Regions from separate parts of the Homo sapiens genome. Here region 2 is linked to region 1. The links are chromatin loops, found by intact Hi-C in ENCODE. Cell type or tissue: heart left ventricle. All regions are shown on one strand. Links, peaks and the distances in the headings refer to the core of each region. The heading gives the core; the rest is flanking DNA.

The links. A loop is a pair of places that touch in the nucleus more often than their neighbours do. Peaks named below come from ENCODE experiments on the same cell type or tissue, not always from the same donor. Only the 100,000 strongest peaks of a DNase experiment are listed, where the experiment ranks them.
Region 2: a loop joins it to region 1, with 9 times the contacts of the local background. A loop is called at or near these places in 9 of 110 quality-filtered maps.

What each region holds. Positions count from the first base shown.
Region 1 is chrX:45,744,039-45,754,933 of GRCh38, reverse strand. It overlaps MIR222HG (miR222/221 cluster host gene), which reads left to right. Exons shown (of 2, transcript NR_170290.1): 2 at 1-9,720. It overlaps MIR221 (microRNA 221), which reads left to right and starts at 8,668; the gene lies at 8,668-8,777. MIR222 (microRNA 222) reads left to right here and starts at 7,810; the gene lies at 7,810-7,919. In heart left ventricle, for the core only: a CTCF peak has its summit at 5,382 (motif pointing right); no DNase peak of the experiment used is centred there; H3K4me3 peaks cover 3,275 bases; H3K27ac peaks cover 3,419 bases.
Region 2 is chrX:45,792,712-45,803,606 of GRCh38, reverse strand. No RefSeq gene overlaps it. Among named protein-coding and RNA genes, the nearest start is that of MIR222HG, 28 kb to the right of the region's middle. RefSeq lists enhancers at 1-486, 1,149-1,727. In heart left ventricle, for the core only: a CTCF peak has its summit at 1,864 (motif pointing left); no DNase peak of the experiment used is centred there; H3K27ac peaks cover 261 bases.

The sequences.
Region 1 (10,895 bases), core at 1,584-9,583:
TTTTATCCCTCACCCGCCTCCCACCCTTTCCCCGAAGTCTCCAAAGTCCATTGTATCATTCTGGCACCTCTAAAACCAGACATGATTTGTTTTCTTGACTTCGGCTTGAGAGTTCCAATTTCTAACTCTAATGGACTTTAATCTTAGAAAATCAGGGGATATAATCATATGGTAGTGCAAAGAGTATCAAATTTTGTCTAAGGATGACAATCAAAGGGAGCCCTATTTTTTTGTTTTGTTTTTCATCAAATCCTCGAATTTATTCCATCCCTAATTCCGTGGTCCTTCATGGCATTCATAGGGGCAGCTGTGAAGAAAAGTGGTAATGTACCTGACGACTCTCTCCTGTCGGTGTCAGGGTTGCATTTACTATTACTGATCCCAGTAATAGGATGAGTTTGATCTCTCAGCATGAAAAGAATGACCATATTAGGGATTTGTTTGTTCTCCAGACTACAGAAAGTTTGATAACCAGAGTAGGACTTACTGGAGAGATAATGTCAGAATGAATAGAGACTGTCTGTGAGAAATTTGAACGGGCTCAGTGCTGTTACCTACTAGCTAGAAATGGGAAGCAAGGGGATGAATGTGAGGTTGGGGGCATTGAGTCAAGAAGAAGATCAGGCAATTCTGGAGCTAGGTAAATTGGGATCATTCCTGGCTTGTCACATCTACGTGGGACATTTAGACTATCCACGGGCTGGATACCTTAGGAAAGTTCCTTCTGGCTCTGGGACTCACTGCTCTTTCAGCATTGCCAATTTACATCTAGTGTGTTCTTGTTAGAAGTGGAAGGCTCCTCTTCATTTTTGAGCTCCTTGCGCCCTGTCATTTTCTCTGTATGAGAGGGTTTTGCTATTCCTTTTTGAGTGAAAACGACTCCCATAGCATATTGCCATTCACACTCCACCAGGTCTCCCCTTCACACACACACACACACACACACACACACACACACACACACACACCATTCTCTTGTCCTCCCTGAGCCAGTCCTTTCAAGGTTATATCATCCTTTAGTGCCAAGTACCTCCCCTGACCTCTTTCTTCACTCATAGAAAGAGGAACCAGATTTCCCCTGTGTGACTGCCATCAATACAAACAGCAGTTTTGTTTCTGTTATTTCCCCTTTCAACCTAGTGATAAAGTTTGCTGCTGCTGCTCTCCCCACCCCGCACAGGAAGAAAGACTTCCTTCCTTCATCTCTTGACTTTGCCCAGGCCTATGAATAATCTTCGCTTTGTCATGGACTCCGGATGCTCACCTTTTCTAACATTTTTTTTAAACCTCCAAGAGTTACTCCTCAGCCTCCTTCCCTTCCCCACCTTCTGGTTTTCCCTACCTGGTAAACTTCTTATTCTACCTAGTTAATAATAGTGGGCGCCCATGAAGCTCTTGCCTCATTGATGAGTATCTGGGCATTGGGCTTCCCTATGTCCATTTTCTCTTCTGGTGTATTGACTGACGTCTCTCTCCCTGGCTCTTTTCTCACTTGCGGTGGTGCTCCCTCTTCAATATCCTGCTTCCTTTTTACATTCCAGACTGTCATGTTGTAGACCATCTCCAATTGTAAGCTGAGTGCTTGATATTTTGCCATTTTCCTCTTTGTTAGTGTTTTGAATCCTAATTTTTAATCTGATTTTTAATTATATTGATGTTGTTTTTCTAGATACTTATATTTTGCTCTATAGAACTGTCCATACGTTGTCAAAAAACCTTCCACTGTCAGCACAAATACAGTCCAGCATCAACCAATAAGGAGAGAAGAAGGGGTAGAAGGATGCTGTTGTGCTATTATCAAGGCTTTGCATGGTCCTTGGGGTGTACCGAGTTATTTCCTCCAAAACAGTTGAGGTTTCCTTACAACCTGTTGAAGAACTGATCACACGTCCACTGTGTGGCAGCCACTCTGGGAGCAAATACTGGACTTGTAGGTTAGGTCTTTATACTGTAGTCTTTCTTCGTAGTTTGAAAATATCTATTTCCCCTCTTTCCCTTCGTTTAACACATTTTAGAACATTCTTTCTTTAAAAATCTTAATTAGCGTTTCCATTTTCTCTTTGTTACACAAGTAGAATCCATGTTTTCATCCTGTTCCTCTTTGCTGAAGTGTGTGTGTGTGTGTGTGTGTGTGTGTGTGTGTGTGTGTTTTGTACCTGATAGGTCATCAAATAGCATCTGCGGGAAATACATTTAGCCCTTCATCATTTAAAAATCATTTTTATTAGTCTTTCCGAATCTTCACACTTCTTCTGCTAACTATCTTCCTTTCTCTTCCATTGTGGTGTGAGCTATTTATATAAGCCACTTAATTTTAAAAGTCCACATACTGTCATAGAACTCATAATAATTGATACCTAATGTGGTTGAGCTTCTGATAACCATCATAAGCAAAAGAAACTGTATATATGGATGTTCTCTTTCTGGTCTTCCCTCATTACCTGTTCATTTGTCTTAGTTTTATCATTTTACTGGAGTAGATTTTATTTCCCTGAGGACCCTTCTGTGCTACAAACCTGTGATGGTACACAAACACACTCTAAGACAGTGCTTTCACTAGTCCATACTTCTGTTAAAAGGAACATACACTCTTTTACAAATAGCATGATCTTATAAGCACCCACAAATCTTACAGAAAGCTACCATAAAACTAAGAGAGAAAGCAAGAAATGTTTAAAGGATGAAGAAATACAAGAGTTTCCCTGAATGGAGATAGTCTTCCACTGTGTGTGTGTGTGTGTTTGTGTTTGTTGTTTTTTGAAATGTATCAGTATAGGTGTCAGGCATTTTACTGTCTATTCACTCACATTTCTTTATTTGACAAATATTTACTAAAAGGTGACTATGATCTAGTGTACTATGCTGGTACCTGGGGAATCTCAAAATTATGGGACTGATTCTTACCCTCAAAGAGCACATATTCTCACAGGGAGACACATTTCTAAACAAATTGAAGAGCAATGTGTCTTGTGTTTCTGGCTGAGACCACAGACTCAGTGATCTGGGAACCAGCCCCCAGTAGTATGCAGCTAACTTTCCAGAGGAATCCAGGAAGGTCCCTTAGCATCCTATAAGAGAGCTGGGCCTTGCAGGGAGGGAAGTGCTTGTCAGGCAGTGTTCAGAAGCCGAATTTTGCTCCTCCATCAGTCCATCTGAGGAGAGGGAAACTTGATGGGAAGATTCAAGGAAGACGACACAAAGAATTTTGTACCATAAGAACATTGTATGACAAAAGAAGTTCTGTACAGTGCCAAAAGCAGAGGCTTGGTAGAGATCTGATTATAAATGAAGGTTGCAATGGTAGACATGTGCGATGTTGATGCCTTTAGAAAATAGCACAAGGCTTAAAAATGAGACCAAATCCACAGAAAGGCCTCGGTAATAGTATAGAGTAGTAATGGGTTAATTGTCACTAAATAAGTCTCTAAGTCATGAATTCTTGAGAGAACTGACTGGTTTTTCTGCTATTCACAAGCTCAGAGAAGTTACTTTATTTTGACGTCCTTCTTTTGTTTTTACTTATCATTGATGGAATGCAAATTATTTTCCTCTTTCTTTTATTTAAAAACGACAAGAATTCCTCACCATCGTTGCACACTGCTGACATTGTATGTAGAGAATGCCTTAGGGTTTTCTTCCAGAGTGTGGGGAGAGGGACAAAGAGAGATATATATGTACATGGATTTAGGGCAATTAATTTCTGAAACTTGTCCATAAAAAGACTGTTTGTTACTTAGGTTAAAACTATCCTTTTCCTCTGAGTGTTTGCAATGAGTAAAATGCTTCATGTTTTCATCTATTGATTGTTTAAAAAATGTTGTTTTTCGTTGAGAAGGATTAAAGGCATGCACCTAATTGTTAAATATTAGTTTTTAAAAAACTAGTCTGAGTCTGTCTTTATGGGCTCTGAGTGGTTTCACCTTTAGAAGCTTGTTTTAGGATCTTGTGCCAACCAGTCCCTTCTGAGGCCTGTTCAGACTAGAATTATCTGGCAGGGGCAATGTCTTTTAAAAAAATGTCTTCAGCAGGAACGTCCCAGAGAATGTTCACCTCAGTCTTCAAGTTGGCTTGCGGAGCAATTTACTAAATAGAGAGATGTGAGAATCAAGTGACCATCAGCTGGTATAAATGTTTTTGGTCAGTGTAGTCACAGGATCTCAGGTATGCAAGAGCTGGACGGGTTTCAACCACGTGCCCGGTTATGGTGATACCCTGGCTCAGTTGCTCTAACATAACATAACACAGAAGGAATCCAAGTTCATAAGAACATACTTTAATTAGACACCTGTATTTAAAAGGCTGATTTCTCCTCTAGCATAATTTCACCCTGTGGCGCACTGTGTATACATGGGTGCATTTCTTCCCTGGCCTACAGTTAGAGTTAATTGGACTTTTTGTTCTTAACGGTGTGGGAGGCAGCTTTTTTTAAAAAAAAAAACAGCTTTATTGAAGTATAATTGATAAAGAACTGCACATATTTCATGTGGAAAATTTCATGAGTTTGGATATATGCAAACACCTGTGATACCATCACCATAATCAAGGTAATGGATGTATTCAACATCTCTCAAAGTTTCATTGTATCCCTTTGGTTTTGTGTCTGTGTTTGTGTATATGTTAAGAATCACTTAACATGAGATATACACTGTGGGTGGCAGTTTTTGTTCACTTCTAAAGTAAACTCTGACTTCATTAGAATAGTGGACTGGCTTATGCTCTGTCAAATCCCTAAACATGATTGTGATAGAATTTGACTCTATTCCTATTTAGTTACAGAAAACTACTGGTGCATGAACAAAAATATGTGAAATATCATGGATGGGGTTTAGGGGGACATGTGGGGCCAGACTTTGTGAGGTTATAGAAAATCATGGAACTGGAAAGCATCTGGAAGTTCTTTTACTCAAAGAAGCATAGATTCTTTCACATTTGTGTTAAAAACAGTGAATTAGACAATTTTGACTTGGTAAAGTTAGCATTCTGGCAATGCTGTGAAATCGTTCATCTCTCTTCATTTACTTCCACATATAGTCCCTAGGGTCAAAATTTCTTTCTAAAAATGATAATTTCTAAAGTCAGAGATGCTTTTTGGGGGCAAAATAGAATTGTCCAGGTAATCAGTTTAAAAGACAGAGTAATTCTACTCTTCCTTCAGTAGAATGACGCACGAAGCAGCATTTCTTTCATTTCCAGTAGAACTTTGATGCGAATGTGACTTTTATCTCTCTCAGTGTAGCTTTAAACATCAATGGGTTTCTTTACTTCTTGGTTTGGTGTATAGGTTGCCCCTGTTCTAACCGTGTGGAGTGTAAGCTCTTCAAATTCTAGGTTAACATTTCAAGAAATGGTCTTTATCCCAGTTCAAAGCAGGCCTTCCAACAGCAGGTGGCAGGCTTAACTTTTAATAGTCTTTCCCTCCCTTTAAACTCTTTCTCATACCTCAAATAAATGGTCTTTAGCCAGAATGTATGGGAGTTTTTGTTTATTATTATTTTTGTTTTGTTTGTTTGCAGTGTGACTAGGACTTGAGCAGAAGTACCTTGGTTACAGTCCTATCACTCACCCTTGGGGCTTAGTTGTCATCTTAATTGTTAGATAACAGAATTATATAACTCAACATTTCTAGTTTGAACCTATTTCTTTTCTTTTCCTTTTATTTTTAAACTGAAAATGCATTATTGGTTAATATTCTATGGTGTTATATATTCTACATATTCTATTCTTTGTGTTTTTAATAAACTTAAAACTGTATAGTATTGTTTAGTGGTTGACACTAATTTACAGAATAACCTTTAATAAAATTTTATTTACAGATTTTCCTATTTGTATTACCTAGATTAAATTTAAAACAAGGGGCAAAAGACCACCTTAACTTTAGTACTAAGATGTGGAGAATAGATACCTTTGAGAATTAAAAATTTACCTTTTCTCATCTAAATGTAAAGATTTATAAAAGATAATCTTTTGTATTTTGGCATTGAAAGTGACCACACTAAACCCTTGCCTCACTTTAATTGTTAGTCTTATTCATAAAAGTAGAGTTATGAACAGTTAGTTTTAGTGGTTTATGAAATGTAAGTTTGTGTGTTCTACAAATGCTTTATTTTACATTGAGGGTAAGACTTAGCCAAACCTATATAAACGGTCTTTTCCCCCACTTCAGTATGTATGCTCTGGTTTGTAGGCAGTGCCAAAATATACTTCATAGATGGGATTGGCCTTAACTTATTTAAAGAGAAAAAAAAGCAAGCAATCAAAAAAACCCCTGCTTCACCTTGTAAATTCCACCCTTATCCTCCCCCACCAAGAGCTAACCACACTGGTGAAGCACTATTACTATAATTTGGCAAGTGAGTTGCCTCTTAAAATTAGACATCTGTGATTAAATAGTTAAATCATTCCCTAGATATGTATATATTTAGAGCTCCCAGAAAGCTGGTTATCTTTTCTTATAGCTAACACATTTTTAAAAAGCCACTTTTCTCTTGGTGATAAATATGTGTGTGTCATACTGTGGTATAGCTGCATGTCCGATCAAATGGTACTAGTTTCCAATTGACAGTAGCTTTATTAAATCTTTTCTAAGTGATAGCTGAAGCATTTTAAATTCACAGCAAAGGATTCTAAGACGTGTACTTGGAGAAAAGTTGCATAGTCATTTACCTTCTAGAATAATCCTAAAAGTAGGAAACAATAATTGGCCATGTGGTCATGTGCTAATAAAAGAACACCTTGTCCAAGATACCAGGCTTTTTCCTGTTTCAGTGCTTTTTGTTCTGACTCTTGCCTCTCCCTGTGGTGTCCTTTCCCACCCCAGGTATGTACATGATTCTTCTCCTCCTACTTCAGGAATCCACTCAAATGCCAGGCCCTCAGTGAGGCTTTTCCTAGCCACCTTATCGAAAATAGCATTCCTCTTAACTGTTTCATTACTCTATGAAATGACCGTCCATATCTATGGAGGTTTTTTTCAGTCTTTTTCTACCCTTTCCTTAAATCTTAGACTTAAACTTCCGTGAGTGCAAGGATTTTGTTCAGTGTTGCATTCCCAGTGCCTGGAATAAAGCACGCAGAAGTATTTCAGTAAGGTACTGAAAGGTACTTATTGAAGGTACTCAGTAAGTATTTCTGGGGTGGATAAATGAATAGCAAAGAGAACACCAATCCTGTGACTTATTTTGTTACCTTCATTGTATCATGGGAGGAAAGCTTGGAACTGACATGCTAGTGAGCACCTGCTTTGAATATTTATTATAATATGCATTTTCTGTAATTTTCTTTGGTGTTTGAGATATTTGGTAAAATAACTGTATTATCCTCAGTTCGTAACACGAAAGAATTTTTTAACTGCAATTTACTTTACATATGTGCATCATTGCTAGATTACCCAAGTTAAAGTGACAGGAAGCAACAAAAATGCTCCAAGCCACAATAAAATGGTAGATTGGTTTTTTGTTTGCTTGTTTGTTTTTCTCTTGTGTATATTTCCATTTTACTGCAAAACATACCAAATAATTGATTGTAGATTTTGTCACAAGGAATCATGTATGCTGTAGAAGTATAGAGATTTTCCACTTTTTTTGTTTGCTGCTGGATCTCCAGCACCTAAGAAAATATGTGGCACTTTATTTAATGTCACTCAGTCAGTATCTGTTGGATAAGTAAATAAATCCAGAGGTTGTTTAAAATTACGTACATGGGAATATTGTCAAAATGTCAATTCATGATCCAAAGAAAATGTGCAATTGAAATCTGATATCTTCTTTTTTCTTCCACAGAGCCCCTCCCCAGAAGGCAAAGGATCACCCAGCTGCTGGAAGGTGTAGGTACCCTCAATGGCTCAGTAGCCAGTGTAGATCCTGTCTTTCGTAATCAGCAGCTACATCTGGCTACTGGGTCTCTGATGGCATCTTCTAGCTTCTGCTTCAGTGTCCTGAGAGAGATTATTGGGCAGTCTTTAATAATGAAAACTTTACCTTGAATTACACACACACACACACACACACACACACACACACACACACACTCACACACACACTCACACACACACAAAGAGAGAGAGAGAGAGAGAGAGAGAGAGACAGAGAGAGAGGAGAGAGTCAAGTTCTAGGGTGTTAAGTCCAACATTATCAGCTGGGGCTTGGGAACCTTCAAGGTTTTATGAATGATGAGGTCTATTTGCTTTCAATACTACAAGGGGGAGGAATCTGGATATTTATCCATGTTTTAGCTCTTACCTGTTTTTGTTTTACCTCTTTTTTTCTCTTTCCCCCCTATGAAAGGTATCATTTGGATAGATCAATCTATTCATCTATCTACCTACCTACCTATCTACCCCTACCCATCCACCCATTTATCCATCCACCCATCCATCCATCCATCCACCCACCTGCCCACGTACCTACCAGTTTATCTATCCGACCTTCCTTCCATCCAGCTTTTTCATCTCTTGACTTTTAGATGGCATTTTCAACATGATGTCATGATTAAATGATGACAACTTGATGATATGATGGTTTAAGGAAATTTTGTTGGTAGTAGGTAAGTCCCAGCATTTCTGACTGTTGGTTTTCTTTTCCTTGTGGTAGAAAAGACAAATGCCAATTTTGAAATCTTGAATGCAGTAGGCAGTTGTGTTGAAATAGTATGTGAGAATTACTTGCAAGCTGAACATCCAGGTCTGGGGCATGAACCTGGCATACAATGTAGATTTCTGTGTTCGTTAGGCAACAGCTACATTGTCTGCTGGGTTTCAGGCTACCTGGAAACATGTTCTCCATTGGCTGTCTCACCAATGCTACCCCTATAATGTTTCTGAATAACTGTTTTCCAGGAGGTATAAACCAGTGGAGTTTATCATTGAATAGAGTGCAGAGAAAGGACCGCAAGAAAGCTGATCACCTCAGCAATGAATGATTTCAATACGATTTCACCCAAATGGTCTCACACACCAGCCTAGTAAACCAGAGATAAGGTGTAATGTCATCCTTCCTTCCTTCTCCCTGCCTCAACTGTCAAAGATTGACAACTTACATGTTGTTTACTTTTTGGCTTCTATTTCTGTTCATAATTATTATCAGAAGGCATAGCACCCACAAGCCTAATCATACTGCCTTACAACCTTATTCCTCTTCATTTTGTCTTCTCACTTACCTGCAGAAACCCAGTTTATTTTTGTTCTCCCTTTACCACACCAGCCTTGTAACTGTTATGAATGACCCTCAATCTCACTGGAATCTGAATCACTCAGGAATTCAAGCAAACTGGATGTTTTAACCACTGTTCAGCTTTCTTATGGAATGACAGAGAACTTGTAAAGATAAAACACCAGTTTGCAGGAAGAAAGGAAGAGAATGGAAATTGCTTCTGGAAAATACTAGTTTTACAATATGTTTTGTTTGTCTGCTCTCTTAAATAAACTTAATCCTATAAACATTTTTTAAGAACTAGCCATTAAGACTGTTAAGTTCTCAATTATAAAGGAATAAAATGTTTTAAGGAGGATTTATTTGCCCTTGCTTATATGAACTGCATATTTTTAGTAGGAAATCATGTAATTTAAATTAGTATTGGTTAACAGATTTAACGTAGAAAATGGACATATAAAGAATACAAGGATAAATGTCTACATGTAATAATGGATGGTAGTGATATAATGCATTTTTGTCATCCCATGCTGAATTCAGTAAAAATAAAGCTAATGACTTGGAGCTTTTAAAAGATTGTACTGTTCTCTGTGTGTGTCTTTTGGCTTCCTACTCACCAATCAGTTCTATTATCTATTCTGTACCTGAGCCACTGGCTTTTGTGACCCGGGAAGAGAAAGTAATTCCACTTAAGACGTTTGACAGGCTTTTAAGAGAAATAAGTGGCTCTGTGCAACATGGTTATGTTTAATAAATCATAATTACCAAAGGGACAGTTTCTCTTCTCCCATGTCCACTCATACTTTTTTTTTTTTTTTTTTAAAGAGATGAGTTCTCATTCTGTCATTCAGGCTGGAGTGCACTGGTACAGAACTCTTGGGCTCAAGTGATCCTCTCGCCTCAGCCTCCAAAAGTGCTGGGATTACAGGCTTGAACCACCATGCCCAGTCCTCCACTCCTTACTTCTGATGTTCTTTGAGTCCCTTTGCCTATCATTAAATGAGAAGGTGTTGACAGTGGTGCCAGGTGTGAAGAACTCCCTAATTCCATTGATAAGTTTACATTTCCCTCTCAGGTACAAGTATTGGGTTGATCCTCAAAGCAAGATTGAATGTTGTGATAATATAATAAGAAAAAGACATATTTGGTCTTCACCCTCAGTTCCTGGAACAGAGCTGCTAAAACTGTCATAATTTTCTAACTAATAGAGGTGATAGCATCTTTTGTTAAAGTATTTGGTCTTAGTCCCCTGTTCCTGACACAAGAGCTTCTAAGATCCTTGGACTCTCTGGAGTGATGAGTGTCTTTCTGTATGCTAACAAGATAATGAGATGACTTGGCTTAGCGGGGAGTAGAGGTGGTGGCAAGTTAGCTTCAGGATGAAGGCTGGTTGTCAGAAAGACCAAGGTATGATTAGAGGGTTGGAGCTTTCAACATTCAATCCCACCCCTGACCTCTGACAACTGAGTTGATCACTGTCTTAGTCCATTCATGCTGGTATAACAAAGTACCCGCGACTGGGTAATTTATAATGAACAGTAATTTATTTTCTTATAGTCCTAGAAGCTGGGAAGTCCAAGGCCAAGGCCTTGGCACTCAGTGTTGGGTGAGGGCCTTCTTACTGCTTCTTCATATGATGATGAACGGGCAAAAAGAAGATGAATGCTGTGTCTTCACATAGGAGAAGAGAAAGAACACACTCCGTCAAGCCCCTTTTAAAGAGCCTAATCCCATCAGTGAGGCCTCTTC
Region 2 (10,895 bases), core at 1,441-9,440, 49 kb before region 1:
GGGAAATTCGGAAGTAACTCCGTTTACCCTTACAAAGTTCTTGTTTCCTTTAGAATTCTTACAAGTATGGCTTCTTTTCCACTGGCCTCCTGGGGGGAGTTCTTGGCAGATGAGCTTGCTCGTTGTTTTGCATTGAAGAAATACCATAGATGTCCAGTAAGCAAGAGCAACCAGTTGATTAAAACAAGGTTGGCAGTAATGTCTGTGAACTGAAACCATAAAAGGTTTGTTTGACTTTTTCTTCTTAGGGGTTTTTTTTTTTTTCTTATCATGGTATAAAAAAGTACAAGAACTGACCAACCATCTTTTTCGTAAACATAGATGCTATCTTTTTAAAATGAAAGATCATAACATTATTTATAAATAGAGCAAACATACAACCAATCAAAATGTACAAGGACAGGATAGTCTGTTGTGGAATTTTCTATTATCTGTGTGTTGATCAGAGAATGTTTTGTTTTCATTCTTCTTGAAAATATTTTGTAAATGTTATTTTCCTTGAAACTCCATTTTCCTAACTTCACTTGACCCTGGGCAAGGGGTCCAGAGAAACCATCCTGTAGAGCTTAGTGTTGTATTTAGGAAACATTTTTTGTATTTAGGAAAAATTTTATCTAAGAGTTTTGCTTTCACAATTAGAGCAGATTGCTTATTTTAAAAGGAAATAACTTTTAAAATCCAATTTGGTTATTGTATTCTACTCTTCAGCGTTTTTGTTGGTGTATATAAATGAAAAATGAATTCAGAGGGATTTATATGGACGTTTGGTATAAGAATTGCCTCAAGCCTTTGCAGGACACCTCAATCCAAATTGAGGGTGTCTCCTGTTTTTGTGTCTTTTGGTTTTGGCTAGTGCCACATATTACAAGTATCGTCTCTCTTATGCAGAATCACTATTTCCAATTCATTCTGAAGTATTATAAGCGTTTATTCTGTAAAGTCAGAGATTGAAAGTTTTCCAATCTCATCTAGGTTTAGCACTTTGGAAACTGGTTAATAAACAGCATGACTCTATTTTCATTTTGACATGTAAGCCCCCGAATGAGTTTGTTTTTTCTTTAAAAAAAACTCATATTAGCAAAGTTTGAAATACCTTTCCTAAAATGAAACTTCAGTACTGGATGGAACTTAGAGTCTTGGGTTTATTGGAGCTTTTCAGCAGAGAGCAGTGATGAGCTGAGGAGTATGGACAACAGAAATGTTTTATTAAGGAGGTTATTGAATGGACCAGGAAATGCTATAGATATTAATAAATATGATTGGAGTGCAGAAGCCGAACCTCATTGGAACTGGTGAACTCCTAGCTATTTGGTTTTAATTTAAAAAAGAACTTTGGTTTTCAGCTTTGACATACAAAAGGAAGCTAGAAGTTATTCTTGAATAGCTAACCCTTTGTTTAAGCAGTAAAAATCAGTGGGGTGTCCAGCATCATCAAAGAGTCATGCAAACAAGGTGGAAAGCATTTGTTTCCTCCTTGCTCAGAGTTACTCTTTGAATCTTATGCAGTTTGCAAATGTGTAGGAGGATGGACAGTTTTTATGTTGGTCAATGCTAAAGAGAATGGGTTTCCTCAGACTGTAGAGATAATAGTGGCACAAAGTAATGGCTTACTGAATATGTTGAATGACTGGATTCACAAACCTTGTCTTAAAATTCTGGAATGATAGTGAGGCTTGAAACCTGAAAGAAGGCATTTTAAGAAAATAAAGCAAACAATATTTTTGACTCAAATCACGGAATAAATTATACAAAGACGTGTGCCCACTGGAGCTATAAAATAAGCTCAAGAAATATTTCTATCAGGTGATGGATACTAGAAGTGTGAAGAGGTGTCTCTGGTCACTGAAGAAAACAGAGTGCCATCTAGTGGAAACATTTCACTATAATGTATTACAGTACACACTAATTTAGATTTAGGTTCTTTTTTTTCCCCTCGTTACGGAGACAGGGTCTTGCCACATTGCCCAGGCTGGTCTTGAACTCCTGGGCTCCAGGCGATCTTCCTGACTCGGCCTCCCAAAGTGTTTGGATTACAGGCATGAGCCACCATGCCTGGCCAAGAGTTAGGTTCTTAATAAAACATGTAACAATTGATTTTCTTACTCAAAGAATGATTTTTAAAAACTATTGATTTTGAACTAATTTTAAATTTGCAGAAGAATTGTAAAAATAGGCTGGGTGCGGTGGCTCATGCCTGTAATCTCAGCACTTTGGGAGGCCGAAGCGGGTGGATCACCAGAGGTCGGGATTTCGTGACCAGCCTGACCAACATGGAGAAACCCCGTCTCTACTAAAAATACAAAATTAGCCTCTGGGCATGGTGGCGCATGCCTGTAATCTCAGCTACTCGGGGGGGGGCGCTGAGGCAGGAGAATCGCTTGAACTCGGGAGGCGGAGGTTGTGGTGAGCTGAGATCGCGTCATTGCACTCCAGCCTGGGCAACAAGAGCAAAACTCTGTCTCAAAAAAAAAAAAAAAAAAAAAAATTGTAAATATAGTACAGAGAGTTCCCATATACCCTTTGCCCAGCTTTCTCTGTTAACCGTGGTATACTTATCAAGGCCAGGAAATTAACATTGGTACAGAACTACTAACTAAACTGCAGACTTTATTTGGATTTCACCAGTTTTTCCACTTATGTCCTTTTTCTGTTCCAGGATCCCATCCAGGATCCCACAGTGTTTTTAGTCATCGTGTCTCCTTAGGCTGCAAATCTGAGACAGTTCTTCCTCAGTTCAAAGAGTGTTTACTAAAAATGCTTCTCTAGGGATTGTGGCTGTTATAAAATACATTTTGAAAATACAGGAGACTTAGAAAATTAAAAGGTAGTTATGAAATAAGAATTTTGACCTAGAAATATTTATTCTGCTTGTCCATCCCCTGCCCCATCTTTTAAAACAGCTTTTTGTATTTGCAAAGTACTTTATAAGTTTTACTTATTCTCAAAAGTTATGAGGGGCAGAAACAAATCATTGACAATTTCCTCATGTTACTTAAAAGGAAATTGAGCCATAGGGGAGTTTTATATTTTGCCTTAACTTGTGTAGCTGTCTCTCACACACTGGGAGGTAGGAAAAAGGACGACAAATTACAAAGCAATTGAAAAGTGAACCTTATTTTGCCAACTTTTTTTATTATGACAGTAACTGAGTTTTAAAACAAAAGACAAATTAATGAATCAAATATTTTATTCTTTAAAATTGATATCTTAAATACTAGTCAATGTTTTCAAAATATTTGCCACATTTAAGCATCATATATATTTATCTGGTTTTTAAAGTAACAGTTTGGGCTATCTAAGAGTGCTAAATTTTTACTGCCTTAAATATTGCAAAAATATTTCTATTACAAGTTATTTTTTAAAAATAGAAGTGATTTTTGATCCTTAAACAACTTCTTGGTTTTGTTGCACCCCATGTAACATACTGTGTATGGGAGATGAGAATAATGAGAATAATAAATTGGGGAAACAGTCTGAGGCTTATTTTACTGGTTTATGGCTTCATTCCCCAAAATACTGCCTTTTGCACTGTGTGAGTCTTCTGAATATAATGACCACAGTGAACTCTGGTGTACCTGAAAGAAGTGGAAAGGCCTGGAATTTCCACAGAGATGTAACGTTTTCCTTTATCACTGCTCCACACCCACCTTCCCCAAATCAACTCCGATAGATGTGGTGATGCTATATGAAATGCAAGTGCCTCCCAAACTAAGAAGGACGTGAAGGCCTCAACCAACCAACAAAGACACCTTACTCAGAAAGCTCACCATCAGGTTGATGTTGGCGTGAGGGAAGGATGGATGTGCTGTGGCTCCAAGATACCAACAGGTGTTTGAGCTGCAGTCAGCCCGTGAAGTAGCCAAGCTGTCAAGGCTGAGTGCCTTTGGAAGCTGGCAAGTCTCCTTTCTCAGAATGCTCTTCCTGACTGGGAGGTATAAACGTGTTGCTTTTCCATCGATTGTGTAATTGGGCCCTCTCAATTTTTTTTATCAATTCATTTTAATTTTAGGCTTCACCTATATGCATAGGTAAAGTTGTTTGAAAGTGAAAGCAAACATGGAATTACCTGCCTTTAAGGCCACGTAGGGAAGCAGAGAAATTTAGTGTCTTTTTAAGTTTCTCACCTACTATTAGGAACCCTCCTCTCTCTCTCTCCCTCCTTCCCCAGACTCTCCCTGTGTCCCTCTCCCTCTCTCCCTCCTCCCTCTTTCCCTGCTTCTCCTTTTCTCTCCCTGTCACGCTTCTCTCTCTTCTCACTGTCTCTCCCTCCTCTCCCCTTTTTTTCCTTTCCTTACCACTCAGGCAACCCCACTGGGTCATGGGGAGCTTTAGGTGTCCTCCCACCCTGTGCTCTCTTTACTGACAGAAGTAAACTTGCATGTAGCATTTAGACATGCATTTGTGGCTGTTAACTTATTACTCCTTTCGGGTAAAATACTTGAAACTTAATGGATGCCTTGGGAAGGTAATAACTGAGGGCTAAGAACAGATCATTGTAGGCTTGTGAGCGTTCAAGCAAGAGCATTTTGCTAATGCTCAGTTGTTCCCCACACCAGGGCTGACCTTGCCAGTGTCTAATCACATGAGAAGCACGCAAAGTAAATCTTATAAAAACTACTGATTATAAAATGGCCTCCTTTGGAACGCAGCAAGCAAGCATTTTTCAGACCTGTGAATGAAAGGAGACTTTCCAAATGAATCCATTTACACAGTGTACTAGATCATATTACATCTCATGAACCGAACTGTAAGAGCAATGTGAAAACATTCCGAAGGAAATGGGAGAAATAATTTGCCTGTTCAGCTATATACTTCTAAAACTTTCTGTTGACATGTTTATTGGAGATTGGATTTCTAAGAGATCATTTTCACATTAATGTTTAGCAGGATTGATTATTTTTCACAAACCTCCATCTTTGGCAACTTGAGTTTATCATTAAGCATTTTCAGTAACATTCTGGCTCTCTGTATATTTCTCCCCTTACAGCAAGTGGGAAAAGAGTTGTATTGGTTCTTCTTGCAGTTGTCTGTAATTAAAAATGGCTTTGTGCTTTTTAGGACAAAATGGTATAAGTTGGGCATTTTATGCACAGTGTTATATGCCTAAGAAATGGTGTGAGAAAAGGAGGGATCCATGTTTTCCCTATAAATATTGAGAGAAGACATTTCACTTTGCAGAAATTATGTTAGTACAAATTCTCTTATTCCTAATTAATTTTCTTTCATTGACTCTCAACATATGTGCTTTGTTGAACCATTGGCTACAGTAGTAGTTCTTTAGTTTTTAAAGATGAACTTTCATCACTGCAAACCAGGAACACTTCAAGTGCTTATAGAATCAGGCTGTTGAAGCGAGTTAAACTGTTGAACTGTTCCTAGGATTGGTTGTTGTTATGTGCTTTTGAATTCTTGCATTTGTAAGTGAGCAGTTTCCCTATTTATGTAGTCTGCAGTTCTTAGTGCTTAATAAATGTTAATATTCTATAGCTACTTTGGGTTTCTAGAGCATGTGGCATTATCAAGTTTAAAGCCTATGTGAAGAGTTTTTATGGCATTTAATGAATACTAAGGTTTTCTGTGTGTTGGAGTTAATGAAAAATTCATTTTTCTTCATGTACTCTAAATACCTCATGCTTTAAAAATAGACTGGTCTTGGCCGCATTTGGTTTTTGTGACCTTTCCTCCATTATTATTTGAGAATGTTACAAAATAGGGCCTGTGCTGGTACTTTAACTTGATTATACTTTGCATATATCATAAAAATATATGTGATTCTCCCCTCATCAATATTAAATGAAAGCACTTTTTTAAGCCTCGGATTTTCCTTGTCTGTATCATACACTCTTCACTATGAGCTGAGCAGGGGTGTTGAATAGCATATAGCACCAGGCCCATGTGGCCTTCTCACCATCCTCAGTGTGGGCCTTTCAACTCGATACCATGCTCATCTGATGTGATTATCACAAACCCATACTTAGCAAGAGAGTTCCCAGCCTATAAGTAGATTTATTCTATCTTAAGCCTTGGCTTATATGAGAGAGGTTTTGTGGCATCTGGGAGATGGAGTCATGGAAATTTGATTAAAAAGAAAAAAGGGGGGAATATTGTTTGGTCTGTCCTGTTTTGAGGTGAACAAGGTCTCTAGGAACTTTTTCTTAAAGGCTGTGTGAATCTGTGTTATTTTAGAAACCCTATTTCCTCTTACCCTTCTCACGAACCACGTACTCAAAGATACCGCATATTTGACAATGAAATACCTGGCCCAGAGGAAAGTAACAATGATTTATATTTTCAGAAGAGAAGTGTAGTATTTTGGAGTTAGCTAGATCTATCCCTCCCCGCTTTTTTTTAAACAGATGGAGAAACTGAGTCCTGAAGGATTATAACATCCTTGAAATTATACAAAGAACTGAAGTAGCATCTGGCTTGTCTAGGAGGTCAAGATGAGAAAGACTTCTCCTTGATTGGCTCCCTCTTAAAGAGAAATGCTTTTGCTCAGCATTGCAACTATTGACCTTCTGATTACATCACTCATGATTTTTTAAAAAATGTTAAAACTTACATTGAAAAAATACATATGCCACTTTTAAAATGGAGGCTTTCAGCAGCATTTCGATCTATCCATATGTTATGGTTTGGGCCAAATTAACCAGCCAATTTCAGATCTGTTTTTTTTTTTGGAAAGCTTAGGTATATATTCACTTGAACTTTCTGTCAAATCACAGCTTGAAGAAGCTATCTCCAAACTGCTTTTCATGTACTGGTTAAATTAAGGATGCTTCTCTCAGGCAGAGCTCATGTTCTCCTAATTTGGGCTGGCCATCCTTTCACTGGTGCTCCTCATGCTGTGCCTCCTTCTTATCTGCCTCTGAAGCATCACGCTGCCTGTGACCTTTCTGGTGCCCCTCTGTCTTCAAGTACCTGGGCTCCTGGAGGGCCTGGGTCAGGGCCTGAGTGCTCAGGAGCAGGCGGGAAACCACACCAGAGAGCCCCTCTCTTCCTGCCCACGCCTGGAGAGTCAAGGTCAGCAAATTACCTGGCTAGAAAGCTCCCCTGGGGTCTCTGATCACAGCCAGGGCAGAGAATTCTTGCTATAATGATTGAAGGACTCATCTCTTTGCGGAGAAACTCAGAAAATAACATGGATGATACTAACCTTTACTCAGGGCTCATGTGTGAGGTCGAAGGAGAAGATAAGAGGTTTCCCCGTATTCTTTCATGTGTGTTTATTTGTTAAATATCTGTCTGTTGTGTGCCAGGCTCTGAAACAGTTATTACACACTTCATCTGTACTGCAACACTGTGAGGAAGAGATGATTGGCCTTATTTTAGAAATGAGGCCATAGATACTTAAGAGAGCATTCAAGTCATTTGCCCAAAATCACATTGTAAATGATAGAGAGGATATGCGTTACCTTCCCTTTTCTGATTTCACCAAGCCTATACCAAGAAAAAACATACAGCAAAATGGATGTTGAGTTTGAGATTTCCTTTCTTATTCGTATATCAGTATAAATAACAAATTTGTTTTTCAAGGCATATTTTTCATTTTGCAGAATTTTGGTGTAATAATGACATTGGAAAAATATTTCTGAGGTTCCACTTTATACCAGATCCTGTCTAGGTGCTGGGGATACAGCAGTGAGCATATGCAAAAGTAAGTTATTTTTATCAGGTTCTGAGATAAAACTAGAAAGAAGCTGTATCTGTGCATATTTCATTATGTTCTTTCTTTAATAGCAAGGCATGGAAACATAGAGCCCAAGATTAATTGCTGTTATTTTTCCATTGACTCACAGAATTACTGAACTAACAGGGTACTTTTGAGGTTACTTAGCCAGCTTCTGAGGGTCTGGAGGGAATGCCAACCTAAACCATTCTAGTATTCATCATTTTCAAGGAGGGAGATTCCATGAAGCCTTTGTGGAAGCTGCTGCTTTGGACCCTTGCAGCCTGCTGTGATGATGATAAATTATTTCTGCCCCATCAGAGCTGGATGGAATAAATGTGGTTTTTAAGTTGAATACATGAAAAGCATTTTTAATATCCTAAATTCTATACTTTTATCCAAAATAAGCACCTTTAGAGGTTATGAAATGAGAAGCAGAGTCCCAGGCAGGTGGTCACACACCTGTTTGGTACTGGTGTGTCCGGAATCCTACCCACTGTGATGACAGTGCCTGATAGTTTCTTCTGCCTTTCTATCCCAAAACGATTGGTCAGTTTACCCAAGTTTGCAATGCAGTTTAGAATCTCCCAGGAACATCTCTTCTAGTAGTTGTCTTAGCCATCTTGTAGTTGATTTGACTTTTTTTTTTTTTTTTTGCTTCCAGAAAGCTCTATGCTTCATATGGACTTGCATACCAATTTTTTGTTCATCTGTTGGTCATGATGGTTAGCAGAGCCTGACCTCCTGTTACAATAGAATGATCGGTTCCTGGGCTACAGACTTGAGTCTGTTTTTTTTGTTTTTTAAACCTTCCCATGTGGCAATTTGCCATATGCAAAACTTAAATGGTAGCCAGTTTCACCTCAAGTTTCAGATTCCATCATTGTGTTTGTCCCTTGAAAGTATAGATTATTCCCCATCATGAGAATGCCAGGTGTAGGGGAAACATCTCCTGAAAGAATAGCTTGTCAAACGCTGATAGAAATTTTTCATTAGAAGTCTCCTCATCTGTGAAATAAGGGCATGGGCAGAGAGATTTATGAGGTTACTTTCAGCTTTATGAGTCTGACTAAATGGGGGAAGAATTGCAGCCATTCAGTTGGGTGCCACGACTTTGTTTCCAAACTCAGGCTGACTCCACTCAGGTCCCCTGCCTTGGGTTGGGAATGGCTGGCTTGTTGTTGTCCTGAGGAGCCCATGCCAGAAACCCAAGTCACCTCCTTTGGGGTATCTGAGGGCAGTGTTTTTCAAACTTTTTCTGTGGAAGCTAAATTTTCTTAAAAGAAATAAAGAGTTAAAAAAATATTCCTTGTCACATGTAGGCAGAGACTGTGTCAGCACTTACCCTGTGCCTGGGTATTTGCTTCTTGTACAATGGAGGAATCCCAGAAGGTAGCCTCCCAGCAGGTGGTTCAGAGGGTAGTTGCTGTAGTTGGAGAGAGAGTGGTGAAGTCCCCATGGCCTTCCCTGGCCAGCTTTACTCTTAGACCTGACCCCTCCTCCACCTACCACCCCTGGCCCCACCTCCAGCCACACAGTTCCCAGCTCATTTCATAGAACTAAACATTTCAAATCCTTTGCCCTGGCCAGGCAATAGGAATTTTGATGGCTGTGCTAACCACTGTGCTGTGTGACAACCCGGGCTCTGAAGCTGGGAACCTGAAATTTAACCCATCAGCATCCTCCTCTCAGCTTCCCCCAACCTTAAGCTCCCCTTACCCATTATCTGATTGTTGCCAAGAAGGTTGGGAACCTGTCTGTGACAATCTGGAAGATCCCAGATCAGGTGGTCTCTTCTGGAATTCAAGGAGATCAAGTAACTGAATCAAACTTGAGAATTCAACAAGAACGTCTTGCAGCTCCAATTCCTGAAAAAGCCACAAACTACTGGAACTCACCTAAGATGAAATTGGCAACCTGAATAGTCCTATAACCATTAATAAAACGGGATTCATACTTAAAAATCTCCTGAAAAAGGGATCTTCAGACCCAGATGGTTTCAGTGGTAAATTCCAACATTTAAGGAAGAAATGACAGTCTCTTCTAGAATAAGAGGGAAAACATTCTAACTTATTTTATAAGGCCAACATTACCCTGATACCAATGGCAGTAACAAAACAAAATAATGATGACAAAACTACAGACCAGTATCCTTTATAAACATAGACAACATAAGTTCATCAAAAAATACTAGTAACATCATCCATCAAATTTATAAACATTCCCTTCTTTTAATGTCTGTGGGATCTGTAGTGATATTCCCTCTTTCATTCCTAATATTAGTTAAGTTGTGTTTCCCTTTTATTTTTTATTAGTTTTGCTGGAGTTTTAACAATTGCACTGATATTTTCAAAGAATCAGCTTTTGGTTTCATTTTTTTCTATTGTTTTTCTGCTTTCAATTTCATTGCTTTCTGCTTTTTCTTTCTTGCTTGCTTTGGCTGTATTTTGCTCTTCATTTTCTAACTTATTTAGGTGGAGGCTTAGATTGTTGATTAGAGACCTTCTTTTCTTCTAATATAAACATTTAATGTTGTAAATTTCTCTGTAAGCACTATTTTAGCTGTATCACACAGATTTTGATATATTGTGGTTTTGTTTTTGTTTTTGTTTTTTTTTTTTTTTGAGACAGAGTCTCACTCTGTCACCCAGGCTGGAGTGTAGTGGTGCAATCTTGGATCTCTGCAACATCTGCTTCCCGGGTTCAAGTGATTCTCCTGCCTCAGCCTCCCGAGTAGCTGGGATTACAGGCACCTGCCACCACGCCCAGATAATTTTTGTATTTTTAGTAGAGACAGCATTTCACTATGTTGGCTAGGCTGGTCTGAAACTCCTGACCTCAAGTGATCTGCCCACCTCAGCCTCCCAAAGTGCTGGGATTACAGGCGTGAGCCACTGCACCCGGCCGATATATTGTATTTGCATTTTGTTCAACTCAATGTATTTTTTTCACTTGAGACTTTCCCTTCACTGAAAAATTATTTAGAAGTGTGTTGTATCATTTCCATGTATTGGGAAATTTTCCTTTTCTTTCTGTTGTTGATTGCTAGTTTAATTTTATCATGGCCAGATGACATACTGTGTATTATTTTAATTCTTTTAAATTTATTAAAGGTTTATTCTTTAGAGTATGGTCTATCTCAGTGAATGTACCTTTTTGGCACCAGGGACTGGTTTCATGGAAGACAATTTTTCCATGGATTGGTATGGGGGTGGGAGGGGTGAGG